Linked DNA regions of Homo sapiens: all the other regions are linked to region 3. Evidence: read pairs that join two places in POLR2A ChIA-PET (ENCODE). Cell type or tissue: HepG2. All regions are shown on one strand.

Region 1 (5,000 bases), 250 kb after region 3:
CTGGGATCCAGGAGGCCTCAGTCCCAGGTACGACCTGCGCAGAGCTCAGGACCCTGCTAGAAGCAGTACTCACATTCTTTTTTTTTTTTTTTTTTTTTTTTTTTTTTGAGACGGGGTCTCATTCTGTCGCCAGGGGAAAGAGGGAAGAGGAAAGGCCTGTTTTCCGGGGCCCTGGCAAAACCCAGGCGGGAGGGAAACGCGTTCCACAGGGAGCTGGGCTATTCTCAAAGTGCTTCTATGGGGAGGAGCCTGAGGGATCCTAGTTTCCCCTTCTGCTCTTCTTACAAATAGAGCAACTTGGCTCACTGCAACCTCCGACACTCCCAGGTTCAAGCGATTCTCCTGCCTCAGCCTCCCGAGTAGCTGGGATTACAGGCACCTGCCACCACGCCCGGCTAATTTTTTTTGTATTTTTAGTAGAGACGGGGTTTCACCGTGTTGGCCAGGATGGTCTCAATCTCCTGACCTCGTGATCCGCCCGCCCCGGCCTCCCAAAGTGCTGGGATTACAGGCGTGAGCCACCGCGCCCAGCCAGTATTCACATTCTTAAGCTAGCTTTTCAGTTTCCTAATCAAAGTGGGTGCTTAAACTCACAGATCCCTACAAGTCCCAGCTGGAAGGGTCTTAGCAGCTGCCCAGATCCCTCAGTTCACTGTTGAGAAAAAAAAAAAAAAAAATAGGCCCGTAGAGGAAAAGAAACTTGCCCAAGATCACAGAGCAAATACACAGCAGAAGCCAAGCCTGGAACCCAGGTTCCCTCTTCTCAGTTCCTACCCTGGTGTGCTGTTCCAGTGCTTGGTGGGAATTAGCCTGATGCAGTGGGAGGACCGTGGGTTGCCAGTGCTGTGTCCTTGACCTTGCCACTTCTTTGACCCTCTGCTTCCTCTTGATTACAATGAGGATAATAGTACTGCCTCAAAGAGCTATTCTGAGGTTTATGAGAGATCCTCCACACCCAATGCTTAGAATAGAGCGTAGCACGTAGGAAATGCCCCATAAAATACGGCGCTTCTTAGTATCCTTATCCTTATGAGCCGGGCTTATCACAAGGGCGTCTTATTCCTCCACTAAACAGGTGTCTGTGGAGGGCACACCTGCTTAGCAGGACACGGGGCCCATTCCTAACCTTGGGGGCTCCCAGTCTGGTGGTGGAGACATAGTAAGCAAGGGGTGACAGTGCCGTGGATAAGCTGTCCCGTGTGAAACCAGGTGAGAACGGCAGGATACAGTTGTCAGGTGGCTCGTCAGAGCTTGCACTATCAGAGAGGGCTTCCTGGAGGAAGACCTAGTTAGCTGTTCCCTGTTGGATGAAAGGAGTTGGCCAGGTAAGGAGTGGGTAGAGGGATTACATAAGAACCTGGAGGAGAGAGAAAACCTAATATGTCCAGAGCGTGGGAACAGGGGAGACAAGACGGTGAGTCTGATGGGGTGGCGTGGGTGAATGCAGGCCGCCGACTCCTGCAGTGGAGCAGAGAGGGTGACGCGGCCAGCTGTTCCGCAGATGCGCCAAGGCCTGACAGACACCCCTTCCAGATCTCCCATAGCTTCCCATGCCCAGGGAATCACGTGGAGCATTGGCCTGTGTGACCTTGGGCAAGTCCCCTCCCATCTCTGGGCCTCAGTTGCTCTATTTGTAAAAACAGCAGAAGGGGAAACTCGGATCCCTCAGGTTCCTCCCGATAGAAGCACTTTGAGAACAGCCCAGCTCCCTGTGGAATGCTTTTCCCTCCCGCCTGTGTTTTGCCAGGGCCTCGGAAAACAGGCCTTTCCTCTTCCCTCTTTCCTCTGAACCCTGGGTCAACTCCAGCCCGCGTCATATTTTTGTCATGATCAAGCCCCCACCTTTACTGTTTCTGCTTTGTGGAAAGCAGCCTTGACCTGGGGCCAAAGGAGAGGTGGCCAGCCCCGACCCTGGGAGGGGGCCAGGGTGAGAAAGGAGGGGGCGGAGAGCGGCTCCCCAAAGAAAAGCACAGAAAAGGTCGGCAGAGGCTCCCTGGCCCTTGTCGCATTGCTGTCATCCAGCAAACGTGGGCCGAATTGAACTACCTCCAGGGAGTGGTTTAGACTGAACCGAAGGGAACTGATGTCGCTGCCGGCCAGTCCCAGCTGGAGGTGATTTGCATGGAGGACATCGCCATCTGGTGGTCACTTCTGTCCTGAGCCCTGAGCCCCCACTTCTGGGATGTGATGCCCAACCGCCATCTCTCCTGGCATGGGGGTCCCTCAGCTCTCCCTTCCTCCCCACAGGTAATGGACAGCTCAATGCCGCTGATTGGAGAGCATGTGGAAGAGGACAGACAGCTGATGGCCGACCTTGTTGTCTCCAAAATGAGCCAGCTCCCGATGCCAGGAGGCACAGCGCCCTCCCCCCTCAGACCTTGGGTAAGACCCTCACGATCAAAGGAGACTTTATAGCCATGAGAAATGCCAGGCTGTCTGGAAATGGGGAGCCCCTGGATCCAAAGGGGATACCCCCAGGAAGAAACCACCTTGGGGAGAAGGAATGGGGGTGTGGACGAAGGCCAGACATTGGGGAGAGCTTTCACAGCCTGCCCCAGTAAGTGAATTGAGGAGGCTTTCAGAGGCCCCTTCCCTTCTTCACCATCCTGGGGAGAACAATCTTGTCTCAAATGGCCTTTGGGCACTGTGGGCAGAGATGATCGACTGCTGTCCCTTCTGTGCCCTCGGTGCTGGGCCTGAGCAGGATGTGTGTGCGTGCGTGTGCGAGAGCATATGGACACACAAGCCCTCTGTGTGCTCCCAGGGAACCAGTCAATGGACGCTATTGTGTCTCCCATTTTCCCCAACCTCGATGAGCTCCCACGTCGCTCCTCCCCTCCACAGTTCCCACCATGGATTACCAGACTGCTCTCCAAAGAATTTGCCAGCTCCCCAGCTTTATGTAAAAGCAAGTCCCCAAACTTCCACCTCCCACCCCAGATTTCCCCACAGAAAGTAATCTATGATAACAAACATCAGAATCGTAGTTATTATACTGACGGGGCTGCTGGCTGGGAAGGGGCACGGGGCAGGCTTTATCGCAGAGAATGCCCTCTGTTTTGATCTGGGCAGTGGTTACACCGACGTATACACATATAGAACTTCACTACACTGTATACTCCAGAACTGTACACTTTATGTGTAAGAGTCTCTTCTCAATGATAAAAAGATCTTCATAAATGCTGCCCTCTCACCCAGGAAGTAAAGGGCTGTGGTGATACCAACAGGCTTCTTTTCTCTTCTGCTCTAGGCTCCACAGATTAAATCAGCGAAATCCCCAGGGCAAGCCCAGCTGGGGCCTCAGCTAGGCCAGCCCCAGCCACGCCCACCTCCGCAAGGTATGACCCAGGACGAGCCACTGCAAGAAAGCATGCAGTGAGGGTGCTGAAATGCACCGAGGGATCCACATGTGATTCCCACAAGGGGCTCTGGGAAAATGCACCTGAATACTTTATCCACAGAATGAATGAGACTATGGGGTTGGTCAAACTCTTTAAAAAGTCAAGAAAGGAGAAGGGAAATAGAAGGTTAATTTATTAAGAACCTAATATGCACCAAGCACTGTGCCAGGGAATGTCCCACCTATTTTCTCACTTTTATTTTCCCAGCCGTCCTGCAGTGAAAATGTCATTATTTCCTTTTTTTTTTTTTTCTTTTGAGACAGAGTCTTGCTCTGTCGCCAGGCTGGAGTGCAGTGGTGCGATCTCGGCTCACTGCATCCTCCACCTCCCAGGTTCAAGTGATTCTCCTGCCTCAGCCTCCTGAGTAGCTGGGATTACAGGTGCACACCGCCACGCCCAGCTAATTTTTGTAGTATTAGTAGAGATGGGGTTTCACCATGTTGGCCAGGCTGGTCTCAAATTCCTGACCTCAGGTGATCCGCCCACCTCAGCCTCCCAAAGTGCTGGGATTACAGGCGTGAGCCTTTCTACTGCGAGGTAAAAGTTGAGGCTTTGCCCAAGGAGGCAGAAAATGGTAGATTTACAAGTCTGGCCTTTCAGACCTTTCAAACCTAGGAAGTGTTTATTCATTTCAATGAGTGGTGCCTGATGATAGATTTGTGAGTCGACCAGCTAGAGTAAGAAAGATAGAAAAAGGGAAGATCATCTATAAAACCTTGGCCATTGAAATTCCTCCTCAAATATATTCCAGCATTACTACATTCCACCACTTATTAGAGAATGGACAAACTATTGTAAAAAGATGAAAAGCAATCAGGGCAATGGCTAACTAACTTTCTCAAAGAATATCAGCTGCTCTGATATTCTTGCATGCAGTCTTGAGAGAAATCCGCCCCGTATCCTCTCTTGCAATCAAAACCTCCTGGGCACACTCGCTCTGGCACCAGCATGGAGCTTCAGAGCACCTGTGCACCAAGAAACCAAAGCAGGCAGTCTCGCTGCAATCTTTTAAGGATCTTCTTAAAAACCTATCAGAGGCCGGGCGCGGTAGCTCAGGCCTGTAATCCCAGCACTTTGGGAGGCCGAGGCGGGCGGATCACGAGGTCAGGAGTTCGAGACCAGCCTAGCCAATATGGTGAAACCCCATCAGTACTAAAAATACAAAAAAACTAGCCAGATGTGGTGGTGGTGTGCACCTGTAATCCCAGCTACTCGGGAGGCTGAGGCAGGAGAATCGCTTGAACCCAGGAGGCGGAGGTTGCAGTGAGCCGAGATTGCGCCACTGCACTCCACCCTGGGCGATAGAGGGAGATTCCATCTCAAAAAAACAAAATAAAATAAATAAATTATATATATATATCAGAAAGAAGGCATTACTATCATGTTGTGGCCTTCCCAGTCACTATTATTAAAAGCAACAGATTCATTACTTTGTGAAAAAAAGTCAACCTTGGCCACCAAATGGCTTCCTCTTCCACAGGTCTTAGATAAAATGTCCCATTCATTTTTCTTGTTTGTGTTTCTCCTTCTGGAAAAGCAGGAGATATTTTTAAGAAAAGGGAAATTGTATAATTGTACACAACTGTGTACAGACATACC
Region 2 (5,000 bases), 160 kb after region 3:
GACCAAAGGCCCAGCCCAAGTTCTCACAGCTCCACTCCGATCCTGGAGTCATCGCCGAAATCTTTATCCATGGGTGTGGTGCAGGGCACCAACAATCAGAGTACTGTTGGACAGGTCCCTACAGGTGTTAGATGGTAGGAGTTATGGAGAGGTGGCCCAGGGGAGAAGCCAGTACAGCTAAGGTGGCAGGAAGTCTTCCCGGTAAATGACTACCAATGAGATGAAAGTATTTCAATAGCCTGACAATGGGTATGACCGGGCAGGTGTGTATCCACCGACCATCAGTTCAGCCCTCCTCAGAATGCTGCTCATCCTGGGGACTGCAAGGCAGACCCAGATGCTGGCAACAGGTTTGAAAGTGACCCCCCACCCAGCCTCTGGGGACTTCCCCAGCAAGCCCAATTCACTCCAGAGCCCCCAACCCAGGCCTCCCTGGGCATTGGCAGAGAACAGGCACCGTTCCAAACCCTGACTTCATGCTGACCACCAAATCCCCAAGCCAGGGAGGGAGCGATGATGTCACTGTCCCCATGTTTCAGAAAAGCAATAACCGGACTCGGAAGAGGATCAGTTTTCAAGGCAGAAGTCCAAACAGTTGATCTTGGCAAGGGCCTCCGAGGATTGCCTCATAGAAGGAGAGGGCTGGCATGCTTGTGAGCATCGTTTGTTATGAGCTGGGAGGCAGCGGTGTCCTTGGACTCAGGAGAACCTTGGGGACCCTGTCAAGATGGAGAATGTCGAATCTGAAACAAATGGGCATTGGTGTCCTCGATTCCCGTCAGAACCCTCTTTTATGGTGGGAGGGGACACCTCGGCACTCACAGAGAAGCGTTTTTCCGACAGAGTTCAGCCACCCCACCCTGGACCCAAGTCCCCTCTTATTATTAGAAAAATGCCATCAGTTTCCTCAATTTGAATAAGTCCTATGAAGATGGAGTTTTGTTCACCACTGTATCCACAACATCTCATACAGAGTTAAAGAAATCAATAAATATTGGCTGAATGAATGGCAAGGAGAGGAATGGAGTGGGAAGTGGCACGTCTGGATTCCAGGGATCCAGGAGCATATCCAGGTTTGCCAGCTAGGCCTGCAGGCCAGGCAGGGCAGGCAGGTTGGGGTTATGGGAAGACCGCCATTGATTGCTGGAAGTGCACAATACATATTTTCAAAAACTTGGCCAGGCATAGTGGCTCATACCTGTAATCCCAGTGCTTTGGGAGGCCGAGATGGGAGGATCACTTGAGCTCAGGGGTTCAAGGCCAGCCTGAGCAACATAATGAGACCCCATCACTACAAAAAATAAAACATAAAATAGTAGCCAGCTGTGATGGCATGCATCTGTAGTCCCTTGGCCTACTACGGAGACCAAGGCAGGAGGATCACTTGAGCCCAGGAGTTTAAGACTGAAGTGAGTAATGATCATGCCCCAGCTGTCCAGCCTGAACAACAGAGTGAGATCTTGTCTCCATTGAAAAAAAAACTATGACAAAAAAAAAAGCAAAAACTATCCTTTGACAATCTGTGACAACTTTCTCTCCCTGGGGTTCACAATCTCACTTTCATGCTCCTTCCATTAAAGTCTGATCCCTTTTTTAAATAGCTGTTTGGCTAATCTGTTGTGGTAGACACTGTTGAAAAGGCCCCACTTTCGGAAAATGTGTTCAGGAGGAACAAGTCTCCCTCGCCCCTCCCTCCCCTAAACTACACTTCTGCTGTGCTCTCAAATGAGCTCAGTCACATCTCTGTCCCTGAGCATGTCATGTCCCCTCCCTGGGCTTCAGTTTCCCCTTCTACATAAAACACAAGCTAAACTAGAAACATCCTGTGTCCTTAACTTGTAGGAAGAGTGTCTCAGCCCCCTTTAAGAAAACGAAGCTTGAAGCCTCTCCCTGCAAAAATCCAATTCCTCACTAGTACAGAGAAACTTTTTTTTTTTTTTTTTTTTGCATCCGATTTCTGGAGATCCACAGCCCCTTTGCAGCTCAACAAGGGAACCCAGGGTCAGAGTCTTTTGGACTTGCTAATCTGGAAGCCCCTCCCAGCTCTGACTTTCTGGAATGTTAACCGAAGTGTGGCTGTGAGAAAACACATTCCAGCTGCTCTCCTCTGAGGCCAGCGCTGGGCCTCCCCCTCAGCTGCCCCTCAGGAAGGAAGCAGCCCTGGGCTTCACTAATGGCCCCAAATTCAGCCCCCAGTTTCCTCAAGACCCAGGTCCCAAATCAATAAAGGTAGGCTCCATGGAAATGAGGCAGGATGCAGAAGGAAATCCAGGCAGCTCGACCTCAAAGGAATTTCCTTTTCCTTGCCTCTCCTTCCAGTTCTGTCTTTCAAGAGTTTGATAGAGGTGGGAACGGGGATTTGAGAATTTTCTTTTCAACTGAGGCCCAGAGGAGGAGGTGGAGATGGGCCACAAGATAGAGAGGTCAGGGTTGGGGAGACAGGGCAGCGGACAGTGATGAATGTGGGTGGGGCCTTTGTGCATTCTCCAGGACAAAGTGGACTTTTCCAGTCGGCTGGTTTTCGAAAGCTATTTACGAAGCTGGACTAATCCAGCCCAGCTGTGCGGACTGTAAGCAAACAGGGCCTTTTGTGGGGTTCAGATTCCCCACCCCTAGCCTGTACTTACAGAGCTCACTCCACCCTTCCTGTAGGGGAGGAAATGAGGTGCCCAGGTCAAGCAGAAGAGTTATATCAGGAGTTATACCTATCTGTCACCATCCTCAGCCCCACCTCTGGGGACCCAGCAAGGCTCACCTGGGCATTGGGATGGACACATAGATCTGAGTCAGGAGGCCTGCTCTTCCACTTCTTAGCTGGGTGAACGTGAGTGAGTCTCTTAATTTCTCTGAGCCTCAGTTTTCCCCTCTGTGAAATGGCCATATTACCTAACTTCGAAATGCTGCAGGCAGCGCTTAACAGAGGAGATTCCATAATGTCTTTCTCCCTCTCTCTGAAATAGAGATTAGCACATAGGGAGACCTTGGGTGAGGTAGGTAAAAGGCACCCCCTGTAAGGGAAATTTGGGAAAGGCAGCACTCGCTTCAGGCCGAGAAGCAGTTCCCAGCACCAGGTGCATTGCTTGGCAAGATCTGCCTTTTCTCACCCCCAAGCCCAGGGCTCCTGTGCAGACCAGCACCCACACAGCACATGTAAACAGCAGTCACAAAATCCAAGCTGTCCTGCCCACCCTCCATCTGAGATGGTTTTTCTTTTAGAGCCCCAGTCTTTCAGTGAATCATTATCCCCTCTAAAATGCCTAATAAGGGGTAAAATTGGAGCATACGTTCCTGGTTCATTCCTGAAGTCACTGGGGTGATGAGATCATGAAGTCACAGGTCAGCGAGGCCCCTAAAATGGAAAAAAAAAAAAAAAAGGCAAAAGTTACCAGGACCAGCTTTACCTGGCCCTCAGCGTGGTTCTAGCCTGCCTGACCCTCCTAAAGCTGCAGTACCATCATTTAACACAAGTGGCCCAGCAAAGGGAGACTTCCCTGACTGGAGCTGCTCTCCTGGTGAGCCCAAGGGAGCATGGAGGGATCTGGTGTAAATGTCTTACATGGTCATGTGCTCTTGCTCCAGAACCCTTCTGCATTAGCAGTCCACACCAGGAGTCTCTAGCTGTTGACCAACTTCAGCCATCAAAAGTGTTTTGTTGGTCAGGTGCGGTGGCTCACACCTGTAATCCCAACACTTTGGGAGACCGAGGTGGGTGGATCATGAGGTCAGGAGTTCGAGACCAGCCTGGCCAATATGGTGAAACCCTGTCTCTACTAAAAATACAAAACTTAGCTGGACTTGGTGGCGCGTGCCTGTAGTCCCAGCTACTCGGGAGGCTGAGGCAGAAGAATCCCTTGAACCCGGGAGGCGGAGGTTGCAGTGAGCCGAGATAGTGCCATTGCACTCCATCCTGGGCAACAGAGTGAGATTCCGTTTAAAAAAAAAAAAGAGTGATTTGGGTTGTGAAGCTTCTTAAAACAATTTGAACTCAAGTTTGAAAATTAGGTAAGTTCATATCCAAAAATGCAGGCTTCCGGGTTCTCTTGAAAATTGAGAAGATCTGGCAATTTGGGGCCCTCTTTCTTTTAAGACAACCATTGACCCACTGAAACCAGGTATATGCTCCTTATTTTGCCCCAGTCCCCACCACTCCAGGTTGTTCCCCCATACTGAGGCTGCTGGTTGGTTGGCCTTATCGTTAGGAGAAAAGAAAATATGTCTTATTTACCTTGTCTATACCAAAAGTGAAGAAACAAAAGGCAAACTGAGAGGATTCAAGGAAAATGGAAGCCACAAGATTTCCCTGTGGAAGTAGAGAAATATGCCTTTCGTGATTCATATATGTATTAAAAAAAAAGTTTTTGGAGTACACTGGCTCTCTTCACTCAAAGCCCCTGAAGGCATTCACTTTTGACACCATATTCTAAACCTTTCTTTTGTAAAGAACCATGGCATTTTCAAGCTAGAGGCAATCTTAGAAGTTTGAAATTTTTTCCAACCAGATTTAAGATCTTTAAGGTTTATGTATCGGTTAGCTATTGGTGTGTAACAAACCACCCAAAAACTCAATGGCTTAAAATAATAAGAATGTATTATTGCTCACAAATCTATGAGTCAGCTAAGTGGCACTTCTAGTCTCAGCTGGTCTTATTCATCCATTGGTGGTCAGTTGTGGTCATGTCGGTAGCTCTGATCTTGGCTGGGTTCTCTCCTGTGTTTGGAGGTCAGCTGGCTGTAAGCCAGTCCTGGCTGTTCTCATCTGAGATGAGTAGGCACTCTTCCACGTATTCTCTCATCTTCTAGCCAACTAACCCAGGCTAGTTCACAAAATGATTACGGGGTCCCAGAGAGAGCTGAAACATGCAATGTCTCTGGGGACCTAGGCAGAACTGGGACACTTCTGCTGCACTGCCTTGGCCAAAGAAAGTCTCAAGGCCAGCCCAGATTCAAAGGGTGGGAAAACAGATGCCTTCTCTTGGTGGAAGGAACTGCATAGTCATGTT
Region 3 (5,000 bases):
TTTAAAATGTAATTCACAAACTTTCAGAAAAATTCAGATTTTCAGTAATTCCAGTTTCCAGCTTCTCCTGAAAAACCAGAAGCTCCGGGCCCACATTGCAAGGAATTACTTAGCAGGGGCTTAGAAGATGCTGTCCAGGTTAGATGAAGCAAGTGTACTCCAACCCGTCCCAGTGGACAGCCTTCTGTATTGTCTCTCCAACTGAGGCCACAGGTCTGTTATTTGTCATACTCACCTGTTTCAAGGCCCTGAACTGTACCATGAACTTCCAAGTCAGGCATCCAGGCAATATAAACCTGCATCAAGAGAGGAAGCACAGGAGAAACCCGGTCTTAGTGACTGTCCGAGAAGCTAAGTAAAGATAAGAAGGGGGTCATTGAGCTTAGTTCTCTGCTGTGGACTAAGATTAAGTACCTGGCTTCCCCAGATCTTCAATTCCCATACCGTTTAATGGGAATAACAGGTTCTGGTCTCACTACTCTCTGGGAAGCTTCAATGAGAAGTGCTTAACTAACTCCTCTCAATAGAGAGTTGCTTCTCAATAGAGAATTGCTCCTTCTCAATAGAGAATTGCTTCACTAATTCCTGTTCATCCTTCAGGGCGCAGATCCATAGGCTGAGGGAAGCCAAATCCTCTGCTACAATTACAAGGCCTGGGCTGGGCACGGTGGCTCACGCCTGTAATCCCAGCACTTTAGGAGGCTGACGCGGGCGGATCATGAGGTCAGGAGATGGAGGCCATCCTGGCTAACATGGTGCAACCCCATCTCTACTAAAAATACAAAAAATTAGCCGGCTGTGGTGGTGTGCGCCTGTGGTCCCAGCTACTCGGGAAACTGAGGTGGAAGAATCACTTGAACCTAGGAGGTGGAGGTTGCAGTGAGCTGAGATCATGCCATTGCACTCCAGCCCAGGAGACAGTACGAGACTCTGTCTCAAAAAAAAAAAAAAAAAAAAGAATTACAAGGCCTGGCCAGGCGTGGTAGATCTTACCTGTAATCCCAACACCTTGGGAGGCCAAGGTGGGTGGATTACCTGAGATCAGGAGTTTGAGACCAGCCTGGTCATCATGGTGAAGCCCCATGTCTACTAAAAATACAAAATTAGCTGGGCGTGGTGGCACACGCCTGTAATCCCAGGACTTTGGGAGGCCAAGGTGGGTGGATCACCTGAGGTCATGAGTTTGAGACCAGCCTGACCAACATGGTAAAACCCCGTCTCTATTAAAAATACAAAATTAGCCGAGCGTGGTGGCACCCGCCTGTAATCCCAGCTACTTGGGAGGCTGAGGCAAGAGAATCGCTTGAAACCAGGAGGCAGAGTTTGCAGTGAGCCGAGATCATGCCATTGCACTCCAGCCTGGGCGACAAGGTGAAACTTTGTCAAAAAAAAAAAAAAATTACAGAGCCTGAAACTTATTTTGTTTCCTTCTTACTATGGAATTTTCCTTCAGAAAAAAAGTTCTGAAGGGGAAAAAACAACCTTCTGAGAAGATAGAAAGAGGAGAACACATGGAAGGAAAACTTCATTGCGAAATAAGAAATCTTTGACATTGCTTGTCTGTTCTGTTTAAAAAAGAAAACTGTTTTGTAAGAGAATGAAAAAGGAGGAGGAGAAGCATAGTCTGCTGTAAATCTACTCAGTAATCCAATTCTCTGTGCCCAAGAATCCTAAGGCAGTCCTGGAGGAGAAAAGTATCAGAAAATGAACTGGGAGACTCTCAAATAGCAATTGTGTCTCAGCCCTAGCTCAGCCAATCAACAACAACAACAATAATAATAATAATATTAATAATAATAATAATATTAGCAAACACCTAAGTAACACCTCCTTAGGTGTTTGCTAATATAATAATAATAGCAAACACCTAAGTAACACCTACTATGTGCCAAGCACTGATATAAACATTTTATTATTAATTCCTTTAAGCCTGAGCCCAGCCCTGTGGGGTAAGTGCATTATCGTAATGCCAATTTATAGGTGGGGAAAACTGAAACCCAGAGAGGTTAGGTAACTCGTCCAAGGCCATGTAGCCTATTGGTGATAGAGTCAGGATTTAAACCCACATAGCCTTGCTCCCTAAGCTTTGTGTCCTTAACCACCATCATCTATTCAGGCTCTCAGGGATTTATTGAGGATGTACTTGTTCTATAAGGTACTATGCTAGGCACCATGAGGGTGAGAGGGAGGATGATGGAGGAGTCAGATAAGAGTGAATTCCTAAAAGATGGCACTTCCCAGTGAGTCCATTTTCTGTCTGTGGAACCTTGGACAAGACTACGAGCTATTGAGCCTTGCAGGTCTTGGTAGTTCCAGGGCTTTATACAATTTAAAAGGATTTGTTTATTGAAAGGAGGGATGCAGAGAAGGAAGAAGGGAGGAAGGGAGGATGGAAGGGAGGGAGGGAGGAAGGGAGGGAGGGAGGGAGGGGAAAGAAAGAAAAAAGAGAGAGAGAAAGAAAGAAAGAAGGGGGTGAGAGAGAGGAAGGAAGGAGGGAAGGAAGGAAGGAAGGAAGGAAGGAAGGAAGGAAGGAAGGAAAGGAAGGAAGGAAGGAAGGAAGCAAGGAAGGCAGGCAGGCAGGCAGGCAATAATACCAAGTTGCTCTCATTAAGTGCTTATTACGCTGGGTACTGCTAAGTGCCTTACCTACATGAAATCATTTAATCCTTATAATAACAAGCCTACATTGTGGTTAATATTATTATTACCTCCATTTTAAGGATAAAGAAACTAAGGCACAGGAAGTTCAGTAGATTGTCCAAGGTCATGCAGCTGGTAAGTCAGGGAGCCAGGATTCCAACCATGCAGTGTTATTTCAGTGCCCAGGCTCTGAGCCAGTGACGAAAACAGCAAATATTTGAGGTCAAGGTGTAATCCCTCCCATATGCAAGGCACCTGGTGAATTACAAAGCTCTTTGTGGAAAGGCTTCCAAGGGTGGAGATGGGGGCAGAAATTTCCAGGGTCCTCAGCCAGAGATTCTCTGATAACACAGGTAGAAAATACCAAGGGCTGCAGAGATGCGAAAAGGAAACCAGAGCGGCCAACAGCGCACTGCACAGAGGCCCTCTGGTTTTAGAGTCAACTCAGGTGCTGCTCTGTCTCCATCTCCTACAGCAGTTGTCCGATCACCTGTAATTTTAGCCCCCAGAACAACACTCCTGAGACACTTCTCTCATTCACCTCCCGGCACCCCCCAGGGCCAGCTTCAGCCCGTGAAATTCCAGCACAGTTCAGCAAAGCACAGACCAGACATGGCGTCCCACACCAGTGAGCTGGCAGCTGCTTCCTTTGTAACCAGACAGGTACACAAAGAAAAGCAGAGATCAGGGCAGAAGGCTTCGGGCTCAGTCAGGGCAGGCCATTTCTGTTTTTTTTCTCTTTTTTTCTCTCTCTTTTTTTTTTTGAGACAGAATCTCACTCTGTCACCCAGGCTGGAGTGCAGTGGCGCAATCTCAGCTCACTGCAATCTTTAGGGCAGGCCATTTCTCTGTGGGCCTTGGCAAGGCCTGGAGGCAGATGCAGAGGTTTGCACCGCCTCACCATAAAAGGGAGCGCTTTGTTCCTGCTCCCCTGCTGTGTTTGGCTTTTCTGCCCAGGTTATCCCAGGGCAGAATGGAGGTTCGAGTACTTGCCCAACCTGGACCCTTGATGGTACTAAAGCGTGGAGGAGTCGCTAGCAAGGACATCACGGTAGTAACCTGCAAAGTACGTAAGGTCCTGTTTTTCCTATTCATGCATCCCCTGGGGAGACTGGGCATTTGGGAGAAAAGCACAGCTTGGGTTTGATTCCCAGCTCTGCAACTAGCCAGCTGAGTGCCCCTGGGTAAGTCATTACACTGCTCAGAGCCAAGGTTTCCTCTCTTGTAAAGTGGGAATAATAATGCCCGCTTCGGAGAGTTGCAGCGAAGATTAAATGAGACAATCTGGTTTGTGGAAGAAACTTAATGAGGGGTGACTAGTGATGTCTCTTGTATGGTTGCTTCATAGATTTGTTTGTTTGTTTTTGTTTTTCGAGACAGAATCTCACGCTGTTGCCCAGGCTGGAGTGCAGTGGCGCCATCTCGGCTCACTGCAACCTCCGCCTCCCAGGTTCAAGTGATTGTCCTGCCTCAGCCTCCTGAGTAGCTGGGACTGCAGGCGTGTACCATCATGCCCGGCTAATTTGTGTATTTTTAGTAGAGATGGGTTTTTGCCATGTTGTCCAGGCTGGTCTCAAACTCCTGACCTCAAGTGATCCACCCACCTCGGCCTCCCAAAGTGCTGAGATTACAGGCGTGAGCCACCATGCCCGGCTGGTTGCTTCATATTTTAAATCCATCATTCACCATTCCTATCAATCCTCTGTGGCCACACATCACATTTTACATTCATTTGGATTTACATTACATTTTACATTCATTTGGATGATTATTTGATTAATGTCAGCCTTCCTCACTAGTAGTATGAAGGTAGGGACTATGTCTGTCTTGAGCCATCGTTCTAACCCCAGTGCCTAAGGCAAGCTGGGCACGTAAGAGGTGCTCAATAAATATTTATGGAATAAATTAATAAAGGAAATGAGAAGTACCCAATACAATGGTATATTCATTTATTTGGAGCAAAGTGTTACAAATCAGTTTTTATTATTGATAGTAAAAGTCCTGGAGTTTGTGTGTTGCTTTCTTATTAAGAAACAAATTAAGGTATGTTGAAGGTTGTCTTCAAAATAATGTCATCCTCTTTTGCTTGCATTTTGACGCACTTTCTTCGGTGACGCTGCAGTTAAATGCAAGTCCTAGGGATTCCGCTTCACTCAGCGTAAACCCTGATACTGGCTCCCATGGGAATATCATCCGTCATTGTGTTGTGATGGAAACAGGAGATTAAAAAAATGCAGTCTTGGCCGGGTGCGGTGGCTCACATCTGTAATCCCAGCACTTTGGGAGGCCAAGGTGTGTGGATCACAAGGTCAGGAGTTCGAGACCAGCCTGGCTAACATGGTGAAACTCCATCTCTACTA

Evidence for each region. Peaks named below come from ENCODE experiments on the same cell type or tissue, not always from the same donor. Only the 100,000 strongest peaks of a DNase experiment are listed, where the experiment ranks them.
Region 1: POLR2A ChIA-PET joins it to region 3 with 24 read pairs; 8 of 35 experiments call an interaction of 5 or more read pairs at or near these places.
Region 2: POLR2A ChIA-PET joins it to region 3 with 17 read pairs; 5 of 35 experiments call an interaction of 5 or more read pairs at or near these places.

Annotation. Positions count from the first base shown.
Region 1 is chr22:32,526,256-32,531,255 of GRCh38, reverse strand. SYN3 (synapsin III) reads left to right here. Exons shown (of 14, transcript NM_003490.4): 11 at 2,248-2,382; 12 at 3,251-3,338. Among named protein-coding and RNA genes, the nearest start is that of SYN3-AS1, 46 kb to the left of the region's middle. RefSeq lists enhancers at 1,369-1,868, 1,869-2,370. In HepG2, a CTCF peak has its summit at 2,123 (motif pointing left); a DNase peak (open chromatin) is centred at 2,075; H3K4me3 peaks cover 399 bases.
Region 2 is chr22:32,619,672-32,624,671 of GRCh38, reverse strand. The region is part of intron 6 of SYN3 (synapsin III); the gene reads left to right. It overlaps LOC107985545 (a long non-coding RNA gene), which reads right to left and starts at 3,144. Exons shown (of 3, transcript XR_001755504.2): 1 at 2,756-3,144; 2 at 1-719. In HepG2, no CTCF peak of the experiment used is centred here; DNase peaks (open chromatin) are centred at 2,041, 2,531 and 4,691; H3K4me3 peaks cover 718 bases.
Region 3 is chr22:32,778,473-32,783,472 of GRCh38, reverse strand. All of the region lies in intron 6 of SYN3 (synapsin III), which reads left to right. Among named protein-coding and RNA genes, the nearest start is that of TIMP3, 21 kb to the left of the region's middle. In HepG2, no CTCF peak of the experiment used is centred here; DNase peaks (open chromatin) are centred at 2,872, 3,252 and 3,392; H3K4me3 peaks cover 875 bases.